Regions from separate parts of the Homo sapiens genome. Here region 2 is linked to region 1. A link is an interaction called in ENCODE POLR2A ChIA-PET data of the cell type or tissue named here. Cell type or tissue: A673. All regions are shown on one strand. Links, peaks and the distances in the headings refer to the core of each region. The heading gives the core; the rest is flanking DNA. Region 1 has its middle 6.6 kb from the start of LINC01971. Region 2 overlaps MCRIP1 (MAPK regulated corepressor interacting protein 1).

Evidence for each region. Peaks named below come from ENCODE experiments on the same cell type or tissue, not always from the same donor. Only the 100,000 strongest peaks of a DNase experiment are listed, where the experiment ranks them.
Region 2: POLR2A ChIA-PET joins it to region 1 with 8 read pairs; 2 of 35 experiments call an interaction of 5 or more read pairs at or near these places.

The regions. Positions count from the first base shown.
Region 1 is chr17:81,485,355-81,490,716 of GRCh38, reverse strand. No RefSeq gene overlaps it. Among named protein-coding and RNA genes, the nearest start is that of LINC01971, 6.6 kb to the right of the region's middle. RefSeq lists enhancers at 35-754, 1,476-2,196 and a silencer at 2,519-2,798. In A673, for the core only: no CTCF peak of the experiment used is centred there; DNase peaks (open chromatin) are centred at 956 and 2,676; H3K4me3 peaks cover 1,261 bases; H3K27ac peaks cover 3,762 bases.
Region 2 is chr17:81,818,636-81,823,997 of GRCh38, reverse strand. MCRIP1 (MAPK regulated corepressor interacting protein 1) reads left to right here. Exons shown (of 5, transcript NM_207368.5): 4 at 485-586; 5 at 687-1,637. The coding sequence ends at 751. Among named protein-coding and RNA genes, the nearest start is that of MCRIP1, 12 kb to the left of the region's middle. RefSeq lists an enhancer at 1,911-2,205. In A673, for the core only: a CTCF peak has its summit at 2,088 (motif pointing left); a DNase peak (open chromatin) is centred at 2,107; H3K27ac peaks cover 1,183 bases.

The DNA of each region.
Region 1 (5,362 bases), core at 198-5,197:
GAGCCGGGGACACACAGGCTTTCAGTGTGGGGGACTCATTACATCAGCTACTCGAGGGTCAGGAAATAATTTGTCACTCTCTGCCCCACATGGCCTCTGTGGAAATCAAACAAGCAGTGTTGCCTATTTTTAAGGATAAATTAATGCATCAATATAAAAAACGTCAGGCGGCGATGTGGAGGGGGTAGGCAGAGGGGGCTTGTGATTTATTGGCTCTTCAAGGAGTGTTTCTGGGGCCACTCTGGCTTCCTCCTGCCACCAGCAGGGTGCCCAGGGGCCCCTCCACCGAGGTCATGAGCCAAGCCACCCACCCCAACTGGGGGGCCCCTGACCAGGCTGAAGGGCCACACTCCCTCCAGCTGGTGACTCAGAAACATCCAGTATTAACTGCACTGGGACAGAGAGACAGGGAAGGAGCTAGGGGCAGGAAGGAACAGTCCTGGCCCTGGAACAGGTTGTGGGTCTGCCTGGGGCTGAGTGCTCCTGTGTCCTCACACTGAGGGGCTTCTCCTGGCCTGGCCACAGCGAGGCTAATGGGGTCCCCAGGGGGCCGTGGCTCCTGATTCCTTAGCATGAACAGGTGCCCCACAGGCTCAGATGGCCCCCCAGGGCTGTGCCCTCCCTCCCTGAGAGCACCTTGCCAGCATCCCCACCAACACCCAGGACCACCCTGGTCCACGTTTGCCAGTTTGGAAGGTGAGAAATGACATTTCCTGGCTGTGTGAATTTGCATTTCTTTGGTTTTTGGAGGGCGTGAGCTTCTTTCCATTTGTTTGGGGCCATTGTGAATGTCTGTTCAGTCTTTGCCTGTTTTCTATGGAAGGGTCCCCATTTTCCTTGCCGACGGATGCGGCACTCTGGCAGCTGGGAGTGGTGGCGTTCAGCGGTGCCCTTGTGTGCTTTAGCTGTGGTGCGTGCGGGAGAGGAGTGCTGATGCTAGCCTGGAATCTCACCAGGGATCTGCAGCCCCGGCTTTGTTGTCAGAAAATGCTGAGAGAGGCCTCCTGGGAGCCAGGCAGGATGCAGCAGGAAACAGAGGGGCAGAAAGAGCTCAGGTCCGCAGCAGCAGGGAAGGGGGCACCAGCTACCAGAACCCAAGCAAGAATTGGGCTTGAGGGGGCCGAGGAGCGGGGGAGGGGGACTGAACATTTAGACAGGGGTGTGGGGGCTGTCTGAGAAGACACGTGAGCAAAGATTTGTGGGAGAAGATGGAGGCGCCTAGAGCAAGAAGAAGAGCAGCCCTCAGAGGGATGGGCACGCAGAGGCCCTGGGGCCAGCACAGCCTGGGTGCATTCCGGGAGCTGCAGGGAGGCCAGGCCAGGGCCGTGGGGGGCTGGGGCAGGGGGTCAGGCTAGCTGGGGGCCTGTGGGTTCCAGGAATGCTTTAGCTTCTGCTGCCAGTGCTGGGCGGGTAGGCTGTCAGTTCTCCAGGTGCAGGGCAGACAGGTGGTATGAGGCCCAGTTTGCAGAGAGCATGGTGCGCCAAGCCTCGTGAACCACAGAGGTTTACATGCCGGTGAGAGCCCTGGGTCCGCAGGCCAGAGTTTGCTCCTCTGCAGAGCTCCTGGTCGGCCGGCCTCTGCCCTTCTCTCCAGGACTTGGGGGTTCTGCTCTACAGCCAGGCGGCCCTCGGGGAGCAAAGTTCCGGGCCAGTGAGAATCCAACATATCCCCAAGCCCCACAGCAACAAGGGTTGAGGGAGCAAAGGACGGTCGGGATGGTGGGAGGTGGCGGTGGCCTTGGTGGGTGGGTGGGGGTGCTGCTGACTTCAGTGCGCTCCGGTTACTCCGTTACCGCACAGGGGTGAAGTGCTGCCAGCCCCCATCCGTGTCCCTCTGCAAAGTGCTCCTGGCATCGAGCTGGGCTCTCCGGAGGCTCAGCCTCCATTTTCTCCTCTGGGCAAGGGGAGTCCTGGGCCAGCGCCCGCTGTCCAGCCTCGCTGCGCCCCGCAGCCCATTTCCTTTCCTGGAGGCTCTGACAGGCCTGGAGGGCCCGGGCGTCAGGGTCGGGTCAGTAGGCTGCCCGGGTCAGCTGAGGCCCGGTCAGTGCGAGGGGCTTTCTCGGAACCGAGGCCGCGGCTACCTGAGGCCTTTGTGCAGAGCCCCGCTCTGGCCACCCGGGGGGGCCGAGGCCAGGAGATCCGCAGGGCCCCCTAGGAGCGCCCTCCGCCCCCTTAGCGACCCCTCCCAGACCAAGGCAGGGCCAGAGGGGACGGTGCCCGAGGGCAGCGGCGCCGGAAACGGCAACAGGCACAACTCGGCCCCGGAACATCCCGGAGGCCCCGGGCGCCGGAAACGGCAACAGGCACAACTCGGCCCCGGAACATCCCGGAGGCCCCGGGGCCTTTAGAGCCCGCGAAGGGCTGTCTCCTCGGGCGCGGCGGGGCCGGGGCTCTCAGCCTCGCCGCCGACCTCGGGAAAAGCCCCCCAGCCTCTCCACCCGGCAGCTGGAGGAGGCTGGTCCGGGGCTGGGGACAGCGGGATCGACCCGCCTGGGGCTAGGCCGACGGCTGGGGATCGCGGACCGCGGGGGGCGCACGTGCGAGACCCTTTTCCCGGCCCGCAGGGAGGCAGGACGGAGCCCCAACTTCAGGCGCCGACGCCGCGTCCCGCCTGGAGGCCGCCGGGGAGGGCCGAGTGCGCACGCGCCTGACTCTGTCCCCACGGCGCGCCCGGGGGCGCCGGGGCCGCCCTGTGATTGGCCCGGGCGGCCGCGCTCTCGGCCAATGGATGCGCGGCTCCTGGCTCGGCGCGGGCCTCCGCGGCGAGGCATGGGGAGGGTCCGTCTCCCGCCGGGTCTCGGGGCCTGGGGAGGGATGCGCCGGCCCACGGGGTCGCTCCTTCAAGCTGCCCGCCTCCGCTCCGGAGACGAGGCCAGCGAGTCCGTGATCCCGGCCGCCCCCAGTAGTGAGCCCGTGCGCAGAAGCGCCGGCTGAGACGTGGAGCCGCGCCCCGCCTGGCCGGGGCCTGCCCTTCGCAGGGCCTCCCGGTGGACCCCCGGCCAGCCACGCTCTCCCTGCTCCCATCCTGCGGGTCAGAAAAACAATGCTTGGCTGGAGGGGGCCCGCGCCTGTGGTCCCAGCCACTTGGGAGGCCGAGGCGGGAGGATCGCTTGAGCTTGGGAGGTGGAGGCTACAGTGAGCCGTGATTGCACCGCTGCGCTCTAGCCTGGGCCACAGAGCGGAGACCCTGTCTCTAAACAAAACAACAGTGCTTAGAAAGCAGACAAGCCTGTTGCCAAATACCATCAACAAAAATGAGCAGTGGTCATCTCTAGGTGGTGGGGTTGGAGGTAAATAAAAAATATTTTGACTGGGCACAGTGGCTCACGGCTGTAATCCCAGCACCCCAGGCAGGAGTTCGAGACCATCCTGGCCAACACGGTGAAACCTCGTCTCTACTGAAATTACAAAAAAAAAAAAGAAAAAAAAAATTAGCCGGGTGGGCGTGCTGGTGCACGCCTGTAATCTCAGCTACTCGGGAGGCTGAAGCAGGAGAATCACTTGAGCCTGGGCAAGACAGAGGTTGCAGTGAGCCGAGATGGTGCCACTGCACTCCAGCCTGGGCGACAGAGTGACCCTGTCTCAAAAAAAGAAAAAAAAATTTTTTTTTAATCTGTAATTTGTTAATTATTTCAGTTAGCGTTAGTATATTGTTTGTACGAAAATACTGCTTTTGGGCCGGGGGCTGTGGCTCACGCCTGTAATCCCAGCACTTTAGGAGTCTGAAGTGAGCGGATCACGAGGTCAGGGGATTGAGACCATGCTGGCTAACACGGTGAAACCCCACCTCTACTAAAAATACAAAAAATTAGCCAGGCGTGGTTGCGGGTGCCTGTGATCCCAGTTACTTGGGAGGCTGAGGCAGGAGAATCGCTTTCACCTGGGAGGCGGAGATTGCAGTGAGCCGAGATCGTGCCACTGCACTCCAGCCTGGGTGACAGTGTGAGACTCCGTCTCAAAAAAAAAAATTGCTTTTTATAAAAATGAAAGCTGTATAACAAGAACAATAATAAAAACAGTAAGCGTTGGTGAGGATGTGGAGAAACTGGAGCTCTCATACAATGCATGCGCCGTGAAAAACACATTAGCGGTTCTCAAAGAGCGAAGGGTAGAATTACCCAGCAGTTCCGCGCAGCCACACACCCAGAGAACTAGGGGCAGGAACACGAACAGTGTGCTCAACACGAGTTATTCCAAATGTTGACCACAACGATACTCACCACAGAGAAAAGGTGGAAACAACCCACGTTTCCATCCATAAATGAATAGAGAAACAAATGTGGTCCCTCCATACAATGGACTATGATTTAACGTTAAAAAGGAAGGAAATTCTGACGCACACCACGCACAGATGGCCTGAAAACATTATGCTAAGTGACATGAGCCAGTCACAAAGGACAACGTCTGTCTGATTCCACTTATAAAACATCTAGAATAGGCAAGTACAGAAACAGAAAGTAGGTAAGAGGTTGCCAGGGGTTGGGGGGAGAGGGCAAGGCCAGGGGCTGGGGAGAGAGGGAAAAGGAAGTTGGTGCTTAATGGATAGTCTCTGGAATGACAAAAAAGTTCTGCAGACGGATAGTGTTGAGAGTCTCACAACATGGTAAATGTACTCAATGCCTTTGAAGTGTACACTTAAAAATGGTTAAAATGGCAAAATGTATCACAGTTTAAAAAATTATGGGCCAGGCATGGTGGCTCATGCCCACATAATCCCAGCACTTTGGGAGGCCGAAGCGGGCCGATCACTTGAGGTCAGGAGTTCGAAACCAGCCTGGCCAACATGGTGAAACCCTGTCTCTACTAAAAATATAAGAAAATTAGCCAGGTGTGATAGTGGGTGCCTGTAATCCCAGCTACTTGGGAGGCTGAGGCAGGAGAATCCCTTGAACTCGAGAGGTGGAGGTTGCAGTGAGCCAAGATCACACCACTGCACTCTAGCCTGGGCAACAGAGCAAGACTCAGCCTCAAAAAAGAAAAAAAAAATGTAACTTGCCCAAACTAGGCCGGGCGTGGTGGCTCACGCCTGTAATCCCAGCACTTTGGGAGGCCGAGGCGGGTGGATCATGAGGTCAGGAGATCGAGATCATCCTGGCCAACACGGTGAAACCCCATCTCTACTAAAAATACGAAAATTAGCTGGGCGTGGTGGCGGGCACCTGTAGTCCCATCTATTCGGGAGGCTGAGACAGGAGAATGGCGTGAACTCGGGAGGCGGAGCTTGCCGTGAGCAGAGTTTGCGCCACTGCACTCCAGCCTGAGTGACAGAGTGAGACTCTGTCTCAAAAAAAAAAAAAAAAAAATTTAGCCAGGTGTGGTGGCATGTGTCTGTAGTCCCAGCCACTTGGGAGGCTGAGGTGGG
Region 2 (5,362 bases), core at 120-5,119, 330 kb before region 1:
CATGCTAGCAGCACTGGAGGAGTTTGCTGGGGAAAGGGAGGGGCCTTTGAAGACAGACAGGCACGCATCCAGCCATGAACGGGCGTGTTGCAGAAGTGGCCGGGAGGTGGTTGTCTGGGATTAGGGGAGTGTGCCGTGTGCTGGGGCCGGGGAGGTGCGTGGATGAGGTGGGAAAGATAGAGGCCTAGCTGAGGAGGATGCGCTGCCTCCGAGGCGCAGGGAAGCCTGGGGTAGGGTCATAGGGGTCCCTCTGACCACAGTCCTGGTCATCTTGCGGGGAAGGGACAGGCCTGCCAGAGGAGCGGGGACGGGGTCTGCAGGTGAGTGAGGCTGGGGTGGGCAGAGGGCTGTGGGGGAGCATGGAGGACACTTCTGAGGGAGAAGAGGATCTGGGAGGGCAGGAGCTGAGGGCAGGCACTCTCGTGACGTGGATGCCACCCCCTGGGGCAGGGGGCCCTGAGCACACCACTCTCTGCCTCTGCAGCCTGGCAGGGTGTGGAGCGAGACCTGCGAGGCCAGGTGCCGGGTGGCGAGCGGGGCCTGGTGGAGGAGTATGTGGAGAAGGTCCCTAACCCCAGCCTGAAGAGTGAGTGGGGGCTGACCTGGGGGCAGGGCTGGGCCGGCAGGCCGGGCCTCATGGGCAGGAGGGGCCTGTGCCCACCACCTACCGCGTTGTCCCCTGGCAGCCTTCAAGCCCATCGACCTGAGTGACCTGAAGCGCCGGAGCACGCAGGATGCCAAGAAGTCCTAGAGCGCCCGGTGCCCCTCCCCGGCCTCCGGAAGATCAGGGTGCGAGGTGTCGGTTCCCTCCTGTCCTGTGGTCCTGCCCCTGGGATGGGGGTGCCTTGCTCCAGCGGGCTGCAGATCCCAGCACTGGCGTGACTGACGGCTGAGGCCTGCCTCTCCTTCCCAAGCCCCCTTCCTTCATCCTTGGGGGTCTCAGGCTGCCCCCATCATGGGGGTCTGGGCCCTGCCCACCCTCCTGCCCTCCCCCAGCCACCTGGCTGCATTTTTGAAGCTGCCTGGCCCCCAGGGGCCCTGACCTGACCTCTCTCCTCTCCCCTCACCCTCCTGCCCCTGGCCACTGCAGGATCAGGAGGGGAGAAGAAGGAGCCTCTGCTGCCTCCCAGGCTGCTGGGACTGGGCTGGTTTTGTCCTTGAAGTGGTCAGGATACAGGACAAGGGCAGCCCCACCCCATCCAGCCTGGGCTCCCCGCAGACCCTTGCTGCTCCCGTGGCCTGGACACGCTGGGGAGCTTCTCACACCTACCCCTACCGTCCAGCCTGGCCTCTTCCCTGAATCAGCTTCAAGATGGCACCAGCTCTTTGGGCCTAGGATACTGCCGGGCCCCCCAAGGGGGTCCCCAGCAACCAGGCCTGGCCTCCTGGTGTCTGCGGTCACAGTGGCCCCTGGGCAGGGGCACCCAGGCTGACCCTGAGGTGCTGCTGCTGGGTCTGTCTTGGCTCTGGGGTGTGCTGGGAGGGTCACCAGGTCCCTTTTCCTTCCTGTGCCCTCTGAAAGCTAAGTGTCTGTGTGGCTGTGGAGCTCGAGGGTCTGTGAATAAAGGCGGCGGCACTGGGCGTGGCCTCTTGGTGGTCTGTCAGGCCTCTGCCCCTGCGGCACACATGCACAGCCAGCTCCCGGGCAGGGCTGGAAACCCCAGATCATGGCGAAGGCTTCTCAAGCCCAGAAATTCTCAGTCTAAGCCACTGGGCGTGCTCAGGTCTCCTAGGGCAGGTGGTGGCAGGGAGGGCATTCTGGAGGGAGAGGCTGGGCTGCCTGATATCACTACCCTTGTTCTGCCACAGGGGCTGCCCAGGGGGCCGCAGAGGTAGTAGGCACCACCCTGAACCCACCCTCTGGGGCACTGTGGCCCCTCTAGGAGCTGGCTCCTCCCCTGTCCAGAAGAAGGGGGTGCCGCTGGGCCCAGGAGAGAGCCACGTGCACTTGACCTTCAAACCTGCAAGCTGCCCTGGCAGGCCAGACAGGGAGCTCTATTCCTGTTCCTGTTGGAAGCGAAACCAGAATTTATTCCAGGAACACGCTTTCCCAGAAGAGTGGCCCCACAGGCGCCTCCTGGTGGGTGGGCTGGTGCAGGAGATGCTGGCGCAGGGCTGGCCTCCCCGGGGAGGAGGAGCAGGGGAGGGTGTTCCAGTAATAAACCAGCCCAGCTGCCGCCTGGCAGCCAGTGTGCACAGCAGTACCCAGCCCCGAGCCAACTCCCTGTAAACACACGGCCTTACCTGGCCCCCATGGGGCCTGTGAGTCCTTCGAGGAGCGTTTCGAGTGCCCACCAGGCTAGGGTGACCCAGGCTGCCTCCCCCTGTTGAGCCGATGCAGCCTGGGGAACACCACCACGGGGATGAGGGGCGGGCGGCTCACAGCGGTCCTCATGCCATGTGCCTTCCACTCACCGAGCCTCTTGGGGACAAGGCCCTGCCCTGTGCACCTTCTGTACAGTGGTAGCTGCAAGGGCCAGCAGAGGTCCTGCAGTGGGGGGCCCACTCAAACATGGGGTTCCCAGATTCCCAGGAGGAGGAGGGGTGGGCTTGAGCCCTGGCCAGGCCATTGCTACACCGTGGCTGTGAGCAGGTTGGAGTCAGCCTTGGTTTCTTCAGGTGGTGATGACTACATCATGGGTGGCGCAGTGCTTGGTGCTGCTACCCCCACGAGTCACCGTGTGGGTGCACTTGACAAGGTGCTGAGCCTCACACAGCAAGCGCGACCCTCAGCCTTCGGTGGGGAGTCTGGGCTCTGCAGTCTGGGGCCTGGCACACGGCCAGCCTGCCTCAATTTACCCCTCTGGGTTTTCTGGTTTTTGGTGTTTTTGTTTGTTTGTTTGTTTGTTTTTGAGACGGAGTCTTGCTCTGTCACCCAGGCTGGAGTGCAATGGTGTGAGCTTGGCTTACTGCAACCTCCACCTCCTGGGTTCAAGCGATTCTCCTGCCTCAACCTCCCGAGTAGCTGAGACTACAGGCGAGCGCCACCATGCCCGGCTGACTTTTTGTATTTTTAGTAGAGACAGGGTTTCACCGTGTTAGCCATTCTCCTGACCTTGTGATCCACCCTCCTCGGCCTCCCAAAGTGCTGGGATTACAGGCGTAAGCCACCGTGCCCAGCCTTTGGGTTCTTTTTTTTTTTTAAGCAAATTTATTAAAGAAAAGGGGCCAGGTGCGGTGGTTCACGCCTGTAATTCCAGCACTTTGGGAGGCTGAGGCGGGCGGATCACAAGGTCAGGAGTTTGAGACCAACCTGGCCAATATGGTGAAACCCCATTTCTACTAAAAATAGAAAAGTTAGAGCCGGGTGCGGTGGTTCACGCCTGTGATTCCATCGCTTTGGGAGGCTGAGGCGGGTGGATCACAAGGTCAGGAGATTGAGACTATCCTGGCTAACACGGTGAAACCCCGTCTCTACTAAAAACATAAAAATTAGCTGGGTGTGGTGGCAGGCACCTATAATCCCAGCTACTCGGGAAGCTGAGGCAGGAGAATCACTTGAACCCGGGAGGCGGAGGTTGCAGTGAGCTGAGATTGCGCCACTGCACTCCGTCCTGGGCAACAGAGCAAGACTCCGTCTCAAAAAAAAAAAAAAAAAAAAGAAAAAGAAAAAAATAAATAAAAGAATGGCTACTCTACAGGCAAAGCAGTAGTTTATCCCTCTGTACAGAGTGTGGGCTGTGGTGATCCAAAGGCCTCTCCCCTGCATGGGTGCTGGGACCCCTGTGTAGCACACAGGAGGTGCCGAGGGAGCTCCTTGTGTTAAGAGATGGACCTGATTTGGGCTCACCTGGGTCATCTTACACTGGGCCCTGGAATCCGGGCCTTGCCTACCTACAGCCGGGGGGTGGAGCTCCCCCAGGTATGGCCCCAGCACCTGGGCCTGCCACCAGAAACCTTCAATTTGGAGATCTTTCTGCCAAGAACCCTTCAGAGGAGGGGGCCGGCCTGGCCAGGCACATGCTGGGCAGGAGGGTAGGAGTCTGTGGGGAGCGCTGAGCCCACGGTGTTGCTGGAGGCCCCACCCCTTCACCCGATGCACCGCGTGGGGGATGGGGATTGGGGTGAGGAGGGGGAGGGGATTGGGGTGAGGAGGGGGAGGGGACGCGGGAGAGGGGGCCTAACCTACCTGAGGGCTGGGGAGGTGCACCCACCGGGACCGGACCTCTGACCCTGAAGCAAACTTGCCCTCCCATCCCCTCTTCGGTGGACCACCCAGTGAGGTCAGCTCTGCAGGGGCCACAGGGTGGTCTTACCCCAGCCGTTCGCCTAATGGTGTGAGAACTCACTGTAGTCACAAAGCGGGGTCTCTACTTTCAGCTTGAGGAGCACATAAAGGGCTGCTAGAGTGGGCACCTCTCCCCTGGGCTGCGGGAGCTGACCGTGGGGCCCGATCCCAGAGGGTTGCGGTCCTCCCACCCCAGCCTGTCCTTCAGCCCTGCTGCCACTGCCTTGTCCATGCAGGGCACCAGGGCCCTCCGACCCTCACCCAATCCTGGAGGCTGCTGGACTAAGCAGCTGGAGACACTCCCCTTTCTGCAGTGAGGGCGACTTGGGGAAATGAGGCAACTGCAACTGTTGCGTGTTGTACCGTTGGTGTGCATACACACATCACAATCTGCTGTGTACTGTTGGTGTGCACACACATCACTATCTGCTGTGTAGTGTTGGTGTGCACGCGCATGTCACTATCTGCTGTGTACTGTTGGTGTGCACACACATGTCACTACCTGCTGTGTAGTGTTGGCGTGCACGCGCATGTCACTATCTGCTGTGTAGTGTTGGTGTGCACACACATCACTATCTGCTGTGTAGTGTTGGCGTGCACACATATGTCACTATCTGCTGTGTACTGTTGGCGTGCACACACAAGTCACTATCTGCCGTGTAGTGTTGGCGTGCACACACAAGTCACTATCTGCCGTGTAGTGTTGGCGTGCACACACAAGTCACTATCTGCCGTGTAGTGTTGGCGTGCACACACAAGTCACTATCTGCCGTGTAGTGTTGGCGTGCACACACAAGTCACTATCTGCCGTGTAGTGTTGGCGTGCACACACAAGTCACTATCTGCCGTGTAGTGTTGGCGTGCACACACAAGTCACTATCTGCCGTGTAGTGTTGGCGTGCACACACAAGTCACTATCTGCCGTGTAGTGTTGGCGTGCACACACAAGTCACTATCTGCCGTGTAGTGTTGGCGTGCACACACAAGTCACTATCTGCCGTGTAGTGTTGGCGTGCACACACAAGTCACTATGCTGTGTAGTGGCGTGCACACACAAGTCACTATCTGCTGTGTAGTGTTGGCGTGCACGCACATGTCACTATCTGCTGTGTAGTGTTGGCGTGCACGCACAAG